Regions from separate parts of the Homo sapiens genome. Here region 2 is linked to region 1. A link is an interaction called in ENCODE POLR2A ChIA-PET data of the cell type or tissue named here. Cell type or tissue: PC-9. All regions are shown on one strand.

Evidence for each region. Peaks named below come from ENCODE experiments on the same cell type or tissue, not always from the same donor. Only the 100,000 strongest peaks of a DNase experiment are listed, where the experiment ranks them.
Region 2: POLR2A ChIA-PET joins it to region 1 with 12 read pairs; 2 of 35 experiments call an interaction of 5 or more read pairs at or near these places.

What each region holds. Positions count from the first base shown.
Region 1 is chrX:154,796,000-154,798,499 of GRCh38, forward strand. The region is part of intron 1 of MPP1 (MAGUK p55 scaffold protein 1); the gene reads right to left. Among named protein-coding and RNA genes, the nearest start is that of MPP1, 8.2 kb to the right of the region's middle. In PC-9, no CTCF peak of the experiment used is centred here; no DNase peak of the experiment used is centred here.
Region 2 is chrX:154,599,021-154,601,520 of GRCh38, forward strand. No RefSeq gene overlaps it. Among named protein-coding and RNA genes, the nearest start is that of CTAG1A, 15 kb to the left of the region's middle. In PC-9, no CTCF peak of the experiment used is centred here; DNase peaks (open chromatin) are centred at 1,541 and 2,071; H3K4me3 peaks cover 763 bases; H3K27ac peaks cover 2,471 bases.

The DNA of each region.
Region 1 (2,500 bases):
GTGGATCTTGTCCTGCCTCAACCTTGACCCTGTTTAAGTAAGAGTAAACGGGAGGAGGGAAATAGAAACCCACAAAAAGTCATCAGGGTTGAAGGATTTCTTTCTCTTTGTTTTTTTTCCTTTTCTTTTCTTTTCTTTTTTCTTTTTTTGAGAAAGAGTCTCACTCTGTCACCCAGTCTAGAGTGCAGTGGCGTGATCTCGGCTCACTGCAACCTCCGCCTCCTGGGTTCAAGCGATTCTCCTGCCTCAGCCTCCCGAGTAGCTGGGATTACAGGCAAGCGCCACCACACCTGGCTAATTTTTGTATTTTTAGTAGAGACGGGGTTTTACCATGTTGGCCAGACTGGTCTGGAACTCCTGACCGCAAGTGATCCACCTGCCTCGGCCTCCCAAATCTGCTGGGATTACAGGCATGAGCCACCATGCCCGGCCAAGATTTCAATAGCTTTCCAGAAGACAGAAAGCAGATGGAGGAATGACCAAGGAGAGTTGAGACAGCTAGAGCCTAGAATGTGCATACAGGAGGCACCAGCCAAAGAGGCTGGGAAGATTAGTTTAGTTGAGCATCTTGCCATCCCAAACAAGATCAGGGATATGTAAGTGAGAAGTGGGATGTTGGATTGGCAACCAGTTATAATAATCTAAAAACCACTTATTGATTTTTACTTTTTAGAACTCACTTAGAAACAAATCATGAAACAAATAACAGACTGTAAATATCAGCACCATGACAATATTAAGGTACACATGTCCATGATAGGAAGTTGGCAGGTAAAAAGGGGAGAAAAATCGAAAGGAAGAGGCCTGTAATCTTGTTCTGTTACAAAGTGGGGAGTCAAGAAGTAGGATCTGCATTGGTTGGACAATAAATGAAGGAGTGAATGCATTACATAAAGTTCCAAGCCAGGTGTGGTGGCATGTGCCTGTAGTCCTAGCTACTCGTGAGGCTGAGGCAGGAGGATCATTTGAGCCCAGGAGGTCAAGGCTGCAGTGAGCTATGATAGCACCACTGTACTCTAGCCTGGGCAACAGAGCGAGACTCTATCTCTGGAAAAAGAAAAGAAAAAATCTCCAAAGCAGAAGTTGCAAACTGTTTTATTTCGACCACATGTCTCTGTTTTGTTTAGTAAAAATCAGGGGACTCCAACTTCTTTTTAAAGTATCAGAAGATCTGGCATCGCTCTCCAGGTGGCCCCAGCTCTCACATTCCTTACTGATGCCTCAGCCAGAAGCCAGTGTTGGCTACCGATCACCCTATATCTGGGGTGTTATTTTTCTCATACACGAGTGCTTTCACTCACTTGGTCCATGTAGGTTACACTAAAAGCACGTATACATGATGGAAAGGTACAGACCCATGAAAAGCTAAAATAATTTTGAAAAACAAGAGAGTAGGAAGACTCAGTCTGCACAGTTTCAAAACTTACTGTAGTATAGTCTCAGTAAAGACTATGTGGTATAGACATGCAGATCAAGGGAACAGGATAGGGAACCCAGAAACAGACCCACAGAGATATGCCCAGTTGATTTTTAACAAAGATGCAAAAGCAACTCAATGGTGCTGCAGCAATTGGAAACTCATCACCAAAAAGGGAAATGCTGACCTGAACCTTACCTTCTAAAATGGATATGGACTTACATGTAAAGTGCAAAACTAGAAAATATATTTGAAAAAAATAGAAGAAACTTGTCAGGATCTAGAGCTAGGCAAAAAGTTCCTATACATGACATCAAAAGCAGAATCCATTAAAGGAAAAATTGGTAAATTGGACCTCATCAAAATGAAAAACTCTTGTTCTGTGAAAGCCCACATGAAGATTGTGAAAATACAAGCTACAGACCGGGAGAAACATTTACAAACCACATATCCAATAAAAGACTGGTATATAGAATATAAAAAGAGAGTGCTCAATACTCAACAGTAAAAACGAACAATCTAATTAGAAAATGGGCAAAAAACATGAACAGATATTTCACCAAAGAGGATATATAAAGATGGCAAATGAGGATATAAAAAGATATTCAACATCATTAGCCATCAGGGAGAAATGCAAATTAAAACAACAATGATATATCACTACACATCTATCAGAATAGCTGAAATAAAAAAATAGTGACAATACTCATAACTGGTGAAGCTGAGGGAAAATTGGGCATCTCATACATTGCTGGTGGGAATGTAAGTGATATGGCTTCCATAGAAAATAGTTGAACACTTTATTAAAAAACCAAACACACAACTACCATAAAACCCAGGGATGACACTCCTGGATATTCACCTAGAGAAATGGAAATTTATGTTCACTCAAAAGCCTGTACATGAATGCTCATAACAGCTTTATTTATAACAGCCAAAATCTATAAAGAACCAAAATACAGGTGAACAGTTAAAGCGTGGTACATCCATACCATGGAACACTTCTCAGCAATTAAAACAAAAAACACTATTGATACTAAAACAACTTGGGATCCAGCTCAAAGGCATTATCCTGACTGAAAG
Region 2 (2,500 bases), 200 kb before region 1:
CAAAGTCTTTTGATCTTGTGAGCTATGTTGGAAGAAACTGAAGTCCCCAATCACTCTCTCCAACCTCCTCTCTGCTCCCACTCAGCTAGATGTTCTCGATGGCTTGTGGGCCCAGAGGTTTGCAGTCTAGACCACCATCCACAGGAATGGGTGCTGTTTATTCAGTGCCTCGGCAGTTGGGTTATTTAAATGCCAACTCACTGTGAGTTTCCCCTTTAAAGAGTTCATAGGATGCACAGGAATATCTAGCCCCGGCCCTATAGCCACCAAATGTAGAAGACAAGCCAGTGTCCCATCCCAGTAGAATTATGTTCCCAGAACTCAGTCCCACGTTGCCCCAGACCCTATCAGAATCGGTGATCTCTAATTGGTATCTAAGTTGAGGGAGGTGTAGAAAGTCTGGGTAATTTTGAGAGCTGTGGTACCTGAGCTATCGCTGCTTTAGGATGTCTAGAAATTTGCAAAGGCAACAGCCACAGTTACTGAGGTGTCATTTGCGGTGCCTTTCTTTCGAAATGTTCGGTTTCTATTGGAATCTTCTTCCCTTTCCATTCCTCCCTCGGGGCCCTATGCCGAGGCAATCCTGGCCGGAAAGCTGCCTGCCGAAGGCGCCCCAAGGTCTCCCTGAGCAGGCACTCTCAGGGCGCTCCATCGTCCCCTGCCTGCCGGCCACCGCCACTCTAGACTGCCAACCCCGCGTCCACCACCACTGCCCTTTCCAGGTACACCAGTGCATGGGCCAATGCCACCTGGGCCTCCAGGCCATCTGTCTCCCACAGTGTCCTTGGGTTTCTGCTGTTGGCTGGCTTAGTTCAGGAAGTCTCAGCAACTCTGGAACAGTCCCGCATGCTTCCCACTTGCAAGGCAAGATCCCTCATAGGGCACCTCCCAAAGCCTGTTCCCTGGGTGCTGAGAACAATAGGGTTTCCACGGCCTGTGCCTCCATTATAAGCAGAAGAGCTCTGCTTTAGCAACTGTGGCTGACGTGAGATGGGTGCCTGAGAGGAGGAAGGGGGAAGAGCAAGGTGGAGGGGCTGGAAAGGCACCACCGTGCGGTGTTGGGAGCCCCTCTGGGGGTGGAGGCAGAGGCAGAAGCTACTGGAGTGATTCGAGGGAGAGTGTGTGATTCTAAGCTCAGACAGAGCTGTCTGGGGGTCCTGTTTCCTGTTTTGTGGTTTCCCGTAAGAAGCCGAGCTGGCCTTCCAAGGATTGGAAGCTTCTGAGGCCTGGCAGTGGCATTGGCCTGTGCACTGGTATACCTGGAAAGGGCAGTGGTGGCAGACGCGGAGTTGGCAGCCTAGAGTGGCTGCAGCTGGCAGGCAGGGGATGATGGAGCGTCCTGACCGGACTGGGCAGCGGTGACCTCCGTCCTGCTCTACTGAGAGGGCGACCGTGGTGCAGGCTGGACGTTGGGCTGCACCCCAGTCAGGAGTCATTGGGATGTGGCTACACTCGCCTGGGGTGACGATGGGATTAGGTGGAAGGTTAGGTCAGCTGAGTGGTAGCATTCTCGGGTTCTCTGACTCTGATTCCCCATCTCACTCCCTGAAGATGACTCACTCACTTTGATGACTGTGGTTTCGCAGATTAAATGTGGAGGCCTGAGGGCCCCAAAGAATGCCCTCTCCGAGTTATTACAAAGAAGCACAGAATCCCAGCCCAGTCTCTCTGTGTGTGTGTGTGTGTGTGTGTGTGTGTGTGTGTGTGTGTGTGTGTGTGGTGGCGGGGCAAGGGGAGCAGTGTTTCAAAGGCCACCAATCTCAGGCCCCATTGCCCACTTTACATGTCTCTCTAGCAAGGCGTGGTCACGGAATTCCACCCAAGCCAACCCTCTAAGTTTCTGGCCTCTGGAGTCAGCCTGAGACCCATTCACACGCTGGTAATTGCATAGCAGGAGCTGCCTTTTCAGCAGATCTGACTGAAGCAACATTGCCCAGACCTATGCCATCTCTAGGGTTGGCACATAAGACATAAACGGTCAGGGTTTGGGTTCCGCTGGGAACCTGAGGAACTGAGTGACCTGGTGAAGTCACTCCCCTCGGTGGGTGAGTCCCAGTACGGCCGGCCGGTGCCTTCCTGGCCTCTCCTGGGACTTTCTGAGTCCCGTGTTCGCCTCTATTTAAGGCAAGTTGCAGACCTTGGTGACTCCTCGAAGGACACTCCCTTCCTAAGAGCTGCCAGCAAATTCTTCTGAGGGCTGCTCCCTGTGGTCCAGACAGGCTGGAAAGCCACTGTCTGAGCTCTAGGAAGCCACTGGGCCCCGCCACTGTTCACCTGAGGATGGGCTACTCTCACTGACAGCAGATGGTTCTCAACGGAAGAGTCTCCTAGACGGGGCTGCTCTCTGGATTTCTGCCCCTCCCAGGTCACCCCAGGCCTCCTCTCCAGGGGTGCTCAGGGGAGTGAGAAAAGCCGGGCATGCCGTGCTCTATGCCAGGATGTGCTCTGTGCCATGGGCTGTGGTAAAAAAGAAATGCCAGAAGCCACTTCAACAGCAAAG